Regions from separate parts of the Homo sapiens genome. Here region 2 is linked to region 1. A link is an interaction called in ENCODE POLR2A ChIA-PET data of the cell type or tissue named here. Cell type or tissue: B cell. All regions are shown on one strand.

Region 1 (5,000 bases):
ATGGAATTTCTAGCCACCGAGAATCTATAGTTCCTTGCTCATCATAAAGAAATCTTCATTTATGATCTCCTTTGCCAAGTATACCCTCAAGTTTTATCTGTACAATGGAGCTTATTGCCTGATAAAATTATGTGCAACCTCGGGATGGAAACCGCAAAGTGAATTGTAACTGAATCATTAGGTAGCACACGCCTCATTTTTGAAAGCCTCTCCGTTCATGATGATACTGTCTAAAGACACCACCAAGTTGTTGGTTCTTATTTTTTGTCGGTTCTTATAAACAGACTTCATGTTTTATTATACCAATCGTATGAATGTCAATTGTCCTCTGTAGCAGTGGTTCTCACACTTGAGCGTGCATCAGAATCCCCTGGAGGGCTTGTGAAAACAGATCACTGGACCTCATCCCCAGAGTTTCTGGGTCAGCCGGTCTGGGATGCAGCCCAAACATTTGTATTTCTAACCAGTTCCCCAGTGATGCTGATGCTGCAGGTCTAGAGACCATACTTTGAGAACCACAGCTCTATAGGAAGGCTATAGAAAATGAACTAGCCATCCCTACCTTTCTTCTTTAGTAATGAGACCCTGATTTTAATTCGGGGTGAAAATGCCTCTAGCTAAAAGATTCTATTCCTCGGCCTCTCTTGCAACTTGGTATGGCCACGTGACTAAGTTCCAACCTGTGAGCTATAAACAAAAGTGTTGTGTGGGAATTCCAGGAAGGCTGCTTGAGGGAAGCTGAGTCACTGGGAAGAGGCCTGTGCTATGCAGCCCCTATGATGCCACCTCCTGGGATTTAGGCCCTCGTACAACCCCCTCCGCTTGAGTGTGGGCTAAATTTCTAATGGGAGAAGCCAGCTGCCATGTCATAAGGCAGCCCTCTGGAGGGGCCTACATAAGTAAGCTTGAAAGGGGACCTTGTGAGGCCTGCCAACAACTGCAGAAGTGAGCTCAGAAGTGGATCCTCCCCAGTTGAGCTAGAGATGACTGCAGCCCCTGCCGACACCTTGATTGCAGCCTGTAAGAGCATGAGCCACGACCACACAGCTAAGCCGCTCCCGATGATGAGCCACAGACACTGTGAGATAGTGTTTATCATATCCAGCCCTCAAGTGTTGAGGTAATTTATTACACAGCAATACACCACTAATCCAGAACCCCTTGACCCTCCTCAGCTGTTTCATTCTGCTGCTGGCCTTGTACCTGGGTACAGGAGTGAGAGCTGCACAAGCCTCTCTCCACCATAAGGACAGAATCCACAGGATGAGCATGGCAGAGTCAAATGGAGGCATCTAGGTCCTGTGGATGCCTGAAAGCCAACACAGGGCTGCGCACTTCCTGACTCTCTTTACATGAGGGAGAAATAGACTCCTCTTTTATTGAAGCTTGAAAAAAAAAAAAAAACATGTATGCCTGGCTCTCTTCCTTTCATCAAGTCTCTAAAATAGCAATATAATTTTTAATAGACACTTAGCTCTTGCTATGTGCCAGACTGTATCTAAATGCTTTACAGATATTAACCCATGAAATTGTCATCACAACCCTATTGTGAGTTCCACTTTGCAGATGAGTAACCTGGAGCTCAGAGAGGTTAAGTGACTTGCTGAAGGTCACCCAGCTAGGAAGTGGCAGAGCCAGGATTATCAACCCAGGCACTCTGGCTGCAAAGTCTGTGCTTTCAGCCATGAAGCCCTGTTGTGTTAACATTTACTAAGCACTTCCTGAGTGCCAAACATCATGCTAATTGCTTCACACTTTTTACAGATGAGGAATCTGAAGCTCAGAGAGGGTTAAGTACCTTTCTCAAAACCACAGTCTAGAAGTGGCAAGTTGAAATTCAAATCTACATTTCTTTGCTTCCAGGGCCAGCACTCTTACTACTTGGGAAATGACGCTTCTATTCTGGGCTTCATTTGTCTTCAAGCATTCCCAGTGACTGCGTCATTTAGCCCAGCGCTCCCCAAACTTGGCTGTGCTTACAGATCATCCGGGGTTCTTGGTATATAGAGATTTTGACTCTATTTATCAAGTAGGTATGAGCCTTGGCCTGAGAATCCGCATTTCTCGCACACCACCCACTGCCTCTCTTACCAGGTGACTGTAATGCTACTGGTTCAGGGACCACAATTTTCATATCAGGGATCCACTTCCCCCTAAACTTCAAGCCATATGGGAACATCACCTCTCTTATGGTAGTGGTCCTCCTAAATTCAGGCCAGTCGGCTCATTCCCTCCTGTCTCATGTGGCCTTCCTGTCTCTTCTGACTGCAGGGGCTGTGTTTCTCCTGGAAGGATGGAGGAGACTGACATTCTCCTTAGCAAGGCTTGACCTTAAGTGGCTATAAAACAAGAGGGAACTGGAGGAGGTGGTCAATCAAGTTCTTTCCAGCTCTAAAAGTTCTTGATTTTGTGCACAATATGATTTTCTGCCACTTCCCACACCTTTGTACTTCTCTGATGAAGCAACAAAGTAATCTGAATTACCACATAATTAAATGCATCTAATTTGACACAGGGGAAATCAGTGTGTCCGACAGAGAAGCGAAGAGACTTGCCAGGTTACAGAGCTAAAGGGCTGGCGAGCTGTAACCAGATGCTGGTGTTTCTCAGGCTTGACGACACCTCTGGGGGTCCAGTTAAAATACAGAGGCAGATCCAGGAGGTCTGGGGTGGCACCAGAGAGTCTGCATTTCTAAGCAGTTCTCAGGTAAAGCCGATGCTGCTGGCCCAGGGACCTCGCTTTGAGGGGCACAGGTCCAGGGTGCTTTTCTTATACTACTGCTCTCCTCTCCAACTGGGCAACCGCAGCATCAGTAATGTAGCCCCCATGCACAGAAGAGGCAGGAAGAACAAAATGAGACAGGAAGGAATGAGTCGAGTGGCCCGAATTTAGAAGGACCACTACCGCAAGAGAGGTGAGGTTCCCGTACGGCCTGAAGTTCAGGGGGAAGTGGTTAGAGTCCCTGCGAGGGCTGAGAACACAACAAAAGCAAAGAAGTACATACACACAGACGCAACTTCCGGCTCTTGGGCAGAGCTTTTCTGGCATTTCTCTGACACAAGTGCCAGTCCCCCCCCACCAACCCCCAACCTCGCCGAGCTGATCTTGGCCCTGTAGGCACAAATCTGAGTGGCATCGGGAGTACAGGGGCCCAGCCTCAGGGGAAGCCCACAGGAGACAGCACTATTTACATGGAACCAACCCAAATCCCCATCAATGATAGACTGGGTAAGGAAAATGTGGCACATATACACCATGGAATACTATGCAGCCACAAAAAGGAATGAGATCATGTCCTTTGCAGGGACATGGATGAAGCTGGAGGCCATCATCCTCAGCAAACTAACACAAGAACAGAGAATCAAATACCACATGTTCTCACTCATAAGTGGGAGTTAAACATTGAGGACACATGAACACAGTGAGGGGAACAATACACACCAGGGCCTGTTGGGGGTTGGGGTAAGGGGAGGGAGCTTAGAGAATGGGTCAATAGATGCAGCAAACCACCATGACACATGTATACCTATGTAACAAACCTGCACGTTCTGCACGTGTATCCCTTTTCTTTTTTTAGAAGAAAAAAAAAAAGAAATATGGTCTTCCCCCGATGGCTCACGCCTGTAATCCCAGCACTTTGGGAGGCAGGTAGATCACTTGATGCCAGGAGTTCGAGACCAGCCTGGCCAACACGGCAAAACCCTGTCTCTACTAAAAATACAAAAATTGGCCCAGTGTGGTGGCAGGCACCTGTAATCCCAGCTACTCGGGAGGCTGAGGCAGGAGAATCGCTTGAGCCAGGAGGTGGAGGTTGCAGTGAGCCAAGATCACATCACTGCACTCCAGCCTGGGCAACAGAGTGAGAGTCCGTCTCAAAAGGAAAAAAAAAAATACCACACACACACAGAAAAAATATGGTCTCTACCCTCGAGGAATTTGTCATCTATGTAGGGGAGCCAATGTGAAGCAAGCTGGGAGTTTAAGAGAGCTCCTAACTTGGCAGTAAGGTACTGGACGTGCAGTGGGAAGTCTCAGATAAAGAAATGGATATGGGTCTGAGAAAGTCAGAAAAGGCTTCATGGAAGAGGTGATACCTGAGTCGGGGTCTTAGGTAGATGCGGTCAAGTACTAAAGTGGCCCCAATTCCTCCCTGTTCTCTGTATCTTCACTCTTTGCCATGAAACTTTGCAGTGCCCCATCCCCGGCCACTTTAATTCTGGACTCAGCCATGTAGCTTGCTTTGGACATTAGGAAGCTAAAATTCTTCACAAAGCAGGGATCTGAAAAATTGCTTACATAGTTTCACTAGCCTTTTTATGCCTCAGTCACCACCAGGAAAATATGCCCAGGTGTATGCCCAGGCAAGCAGGGCGCAGCCAATTCATCCCAGTTGTCCCAGCTATAATAGCCAGCCAGACCCCAGACATAGGATCAAGCTCAGCCAAGGTCAGCAGAGCCACCTAACCAACCTCCCCAGGGGTGCAAGCACTGAGTTCTTATCGTTGTATGCCACGGAGGTTCTGTGGCTGTTTTTATGCAGCATTATTATGAAAACACGCAACTGATACAATAGGCAATGAGATTGGAAGAAACGAACACTCAAACATTTCCTGCAGTGACTCCTTTAGAAAACTGGCTTTGTGTGGTATTAATTGCTACTTAAAACAAAGTTCCCCTGGTTAAATGCACTTGAGAACCACAGTAAATGAAGATAACAGATTTCTTGATGAAGGACTTCCCAGGGCCTCGACTGTGAAATTGTGCACCGTGAAACTCCAGGAGGCAGCATTCAGAATGCAACACGTCCCAAACATTTTTTGAAGTGTTTAGGGATATAGGAGCTGTTAGTCTCAGCAAATCATGTGTCATTTCACAACTAGCAGATAAGTTTCCCCAGGACAGGAATATTGTCCTTCTTGTCTAGTGTTGTCTCTGGAGACCTAGGGCGATGCTTGCCACATGATCACCCGCTAAATATGTGTGCAAGGAAGGCAGAGAG
Region 2 (5,000 bases), 210 kb after region 1:
TTTACACAAGGAGATAAATAATCTTTGGGGAAATGTTCAGTTTTGGTGAAAGTCAAAGATGCATATTAAAATAATAAAGTTTGCTGGGCACAGTGGCTCGCACTTGTAATCCTAGCACTTTGGGAGGCTGAGGCGGGAGGATGGCTTAAGGACAGGAGTTCAAGACTAGCTAGGGCAATATAGCAAGACCCTGTCTCTACAAAAAATAAAAATAAAATCAGATGGTTGTAGTGGTGCAAGCCTGTGATTCTAGCTACTCTGGAGGCTGAGGCAAGAGTATCTCTTGAGCCCAGGAGTTTGAGGTTGCAGTGAGCTGTGATCACACCACTGTACTCCAGCCTGGGTGACAGAGTGAGATGAATGCATGTTATTTCATATGATGGCAGCATAAATTGGAAAGCCATTATTGCTGCTACATTAACCTGCGGAAATAGCTTCAAAAAAAGGATTCATAGGCTTGAAAATTCTTGTTGCAACATTATTTATAATAGCAAGAAGTTAGAAATCACATACACACTGGAAAACTAGAGGAATTGTGACCAGGCATAGTGGCTCATTCCTATAATTTCAGCACTTTGGGAGGCTGAGGTGGGAGGATTGCCTGAGCCCAGGAGTTCAAGACCAGCCTGGGCAGCATAGTGAGACCTCATCTCTACAAAAAATAGAATAATTAGCCAGGCCTGGTGGCGTGTGCCTGTCGTCCCAGCTGACTGGGGGGGCTAAAGCGGGAGGAACGCTTGAGTCTTCAAGGTTACAGTGAGCTTTGATTGCACCACTGTACTCCACCCTGGGTAGAGGGAGATCTGTCCCTAAAAAAAATTTTTTTTAATAAGGAAAAATAGAGAAACGTTATAAAATTATGGTTTACCACTTAATAGGATATTATTAAAATAAAGTATCTTAAATAAAATTACAAAAATGAATGTAGTGAAAATTAGAACAAATTGAGCTACAAGTATGTAAAATTGTATAGATATTAGCTATAAAAGAGATGATAGAAAAGTGAAAATATTTGACTTATTGGAATTTTAAACTGCTGAATAATTGTGAATGTGTTCTTAAATTTTTATGTTTATCAAAAGAATATCTGTAGAGTCTTATCATATAACATAGCTATGCTTTGCCCACTCTTCTGCCTATCCTAATTCTTGAACCCCAGAGACAATGACTTTCATCTCTTTAGCTGCTGCCATTTACATTTATATTCAACACTTTTATATTGCAATTGTTTGTTTTCATTTGGAGACATAATCTATTGCCTTTCTAACATGGAAGACTAAGATTCAGTTCTCTCATGCTGCCACCCACTCACAGTTTCCCTTTTCACATCTTCCCAATAATGTTTTCATTGTTACAGCTTTATAAGAATTGTTCCTAGCTGAACGAAATAGTATACTACAGTCACATTTCCTTCACTTCTTTTCTGTATTCAGTCTCTTTTCATAAATTCTGTGCCTACCTTTTTCTCAGTTTACTTTTTAGTTTTGATGGAACTCATCTTCTCATAGCTACCTCAGAATGAGTAAATGGATACTAAATTTTTTGTGACCCTCCATGTCTGGAAATGGCTTTATTCTACCGCCTGTCACTTAGTTTATAATTTGGCTGAGTATAAAATTCTAGGTCAGAAAGAATTTTCTACCAGATATTTGAAGGTATTGCTTCCATTGTCTTCTAGTTTCCTGTGTTACAGTGATGAAGTTAATTGCTGGTCTCACTCCCAGTCCTTTGTGTGTAAGCTGCTTTTCCTCTTTGGGAGTCTTTAGAATCTACTCTTTATTCCTGGTGTTCTGAAATTTATATAGTGGTATTCTTGAGTGTGGGTTTCTAAAACTATATCATATGATATATGAGGTGTGGTCTCTTTCAACCTAAAAACTCCTTTCTTCAGTCTTGGGAAAGTTTTTGTCATTTATTCTACATTTGTAAGTGCTGCTCTTTGGAATATGTTAGTTAAACCTCCTGAATTGTTCCTTAATTTTCTTTATTTTTCCATCTTTTATTTTCCATTTTTTCTATTTTCTGTGAAATTTCTTCAACCATCTTCCAACTCTTCTATTGACCTTTTTGTTTCTGCCATCGCTTTTCATTTCCTAGATTTTCTTGTTCTCTGATTATTTCATTAAAACATTTTTCAATTATGGAAAGTGTCAAACATTTAAGAAAGAGACAGAAGAATATAGTGAACCCCCTGTACCCTTCTCCCTGCTTCAACATTTATCAACTCATGGCCAACCTTTTTTCATCAGTGTTCTCCTTCTTCTTCTCTTGATATTTTGAATGAAATCCCAGACACTATAGAATTTCTTTCATAAATATTTTAGTATATATCTCTAAAAGATAGACTCCTGGCTGGGTACGGTGGCTCACGCCTGTAATCCCAGCACTTTGGGAGGCCGAGGCGGGTGGATCATGAGGTCAGGAGTTTGAGACCAGCCTGGCCAACATGGTGAAACCCCGTCTCTACTAAAAATACAAAAATTAGCTGGGTGTGGTGGCGGGCACCTGTAATCTCAGCTACTCAGGAGCCTGAGACAGGAGAATCGTTTGAACCCAGGAGGCGGAGGTTGCAGTGAGTCGAGATTACATCAGTGCACTCCAGCCTGGGCGACGGGGCAAGACTCCATCTCAAAAAAAAGATAGACTCCTAAAAGAGATAATTCAACTGTATTATCATACCTTAAAAATGAGCATAAAGATATCCAGTCTTTGTTCAAATTGCTAGTTGTCCCTACTATTAAAATTTATGTTTCTTTATGCAGTCTGTTTAAATTAGGATCCATACATATAAGGTCTCAACTTTGCAATTGGTTGATAATGTTTTTAAGTCTTTTCATCTATGAACTCTTTCTTCATTTCTTATCTTTTCCTTGTAGTTTATTTGTTGCGGATACTTGTTCCTTCCTCCACCCCACCACCCTTTTTAAACAAGAACAAGAAGCTTTAAAAAGGGTGAGGTGCCATATTATCTTTGCTCCCTCAGTGGACATAAATTACAAGATTGAGTTGTGTTGTGTGGTGTTTAAGTTATCTTCTGTTCCTCACATTGTCTCTGTTTCCCTTTATTCCATTTTTCTGTTTATTTTGATGTTTTTCATGTTTAGAGCCTTTCTCCAAATGCCTGGGGGTCTTTTGCTATCTTTTCTTTAAGAGTCGGGTGCTAGAAAGCTGATTGGAAAGATTTCAATGACAAGAATTTGCTTATTTTTCATTGGCTTCTTTTCCTTAGGCTTAGATTTTTAGCTTTCTCTGGTCTGCTTTGTTAGTTACCACTTGCACATCTTCTACTATTGCTTCCTGTCCTTGTGAGTTTATGCAGTTTTTCCATTATTGTCATTTCCATGGGGTTTTGGAAGAATGTAGAGAGTAAAATATCCATGTTTAACCAGAAGTCTCTTCCCATTTTAAAGTTCCTGTTAATACGATAAATGGGGTCAAATACAAGTCAATAACATTAGATAAAGTTAATGGGGACTTCTGTCCTATTAAAGTGGTCTGTTTGTCTAAAAGGTTCTGTAAACTGCTTAAAAAGGTTTCTTAATGCATAGTCCTAGGAACATAAACAACATTTCTTCATTCTCAGGTTCAGTCAAGTAGGGCTTAAATCTAATAACTACTCTAGAAGAAAAAATATTTCAGAGGAATCTAGTTGCTTTGCCAGCATGAGTCAGTATTAACCAATTCTATGTTGGGATTAGAAGTTGGCCTATATAAAACATGCCTTCTTCTGAATTAGTATATACTAATTAAAATTCCTCATGGTAGGATGATTTAGAATTGTCACTAGGTCTTTACATAAGCAAAAGAAACGAGATTAGAATTATGACACAGGCCTACCTCAGACAAAATGAAGGAATTCTTTAGAGAAGGACTCTCACTGCTCATTTTCAGTTAAACAAGGTCTCATCAATGTTACATATAAGGAAATGTTGAAGAGAAAACTGTCTCACAAAAAAATCATCTTGGTTCTAATCCTTCATTTTATAGAGGAGGAAACAGGAAATCCCTGAGCAATGAAATGATTTGACCAAGGTAGTTATGAGTTCATCTAGTTATTAGTATAGCCACTAAACTGTAGTTCTTGACTCCCAAATAATTGTTCTTTTCATTGTGGTAAAATAAGACAAGAGGGATATACAGTGCATTTATTAGTGGATATTTTTGATGCTTACTGAGCAGACGAGGTATTTTTAAGTGATAAGCCTTGTATACTTATTGAAAGAGGTAGGACTTTGGAATCCACCTTTAAGGTGATAGGAACTAATCCAAAATTGTATGGTAATAATGAGAAAAGGACAGATTTAGGCTAGACTAGAATAGAAATATCAGCAGGTATTGGTGATGAACTTCACTCACATAAAAAGTACAAAGGGCATATCAGGCTGGGCGTGGTGGCCCGTGCCTGTAATCCCAGCACTTGGGGAGGCCAAGGCAGGCGGATCACCTGAGGTCAGGAGTTAGAGACCAGCCTGGCCAACATGGTGAAACCCCGTCTCTACCACAAATACAAAAATTAGCCAGGTATGGTAGCACAAGCCTGTAATCCCAGCTGCTCGGGAAGCTGAGGCAGAAGAATAACTTGAACCCTGGAGAGGGAGGTTGCAGCGAGCCGAGGTCACACCACTGCACTCCAGCCAGGGCGACAGCGATATCCTATCTCAAAAAAAAGGGGGCATATCAGATATAACAAGGAAAATACCAGAGTTGTAGCGATCGGGCAAGGTAATGAAATCAGAGATTGCTATTGAATTTGATATACTAACTGGACAGGTCAGTTAAAAGAGCTGCGTAGACATCAAGAGCAATTGATTCCTATTTCTGATTTGCCCATTTTCAGTCAGTGGTATGAAAATCTCCCAGTTGGGGATAGAAAACTGGTAGAATGGAAAAAATAGGGCATTTTTTAGCTGCTTTGTTTATTTTCCCCAGAGGTCTTATTTCTATATTTTAAATATCTGCAGTCACCCTAAACTGAAAATAAAACCAACTCAACTTTCTCC

Evidence for each region. ChIA-PET counts read pairs that join two places held together with the same protein. Peaks named below come from ENCODE experiments on the same cell type or tissue, not always from the same donor. Only the 100,000 strongest peaks of a DNase experiment are listed, where the experiment ranks them.
Region 2: POLR2A ChIA-PET joins it to region 1 with 5 read pairs; 2 of 35 experiments call an interaction of 5 or more read pairs at or near these places.

What each region holds. Positions count from the first base shown.
Region 1 is chrX:20,411,016-20,416,015 of GRCh38, reverse strand. No RefSeq gene overlaps it. Among named protein-coding and RNA genes, the nearest start is that of RPS6KA3, 150 kb to the right of the region's middle. In B cell, no CTCF peak of the experiment used is centred here; a DNase peak (open chromatin) is centred at 2,975; H3K4me3 peaks cover 237 bases; H3K27ac peaks cover 1,540 bases.
Region 2 is chrX:20,196,520-20,201,519 of GRCh38, reverse strand. All of the region lies in intron 4 of RPS6KA3 (ribosomal protein S6 kinase A3), which reads left to right. Among named protein-coding and RNA genes, the nearest start is that of EIF1AX, 57 kb to the right of the region's middle. In B cell, no CTCF peak of the experiment used is centred here; no DNase peak of the experiment used is centred here; H3K27ac peaks cover 349 bases.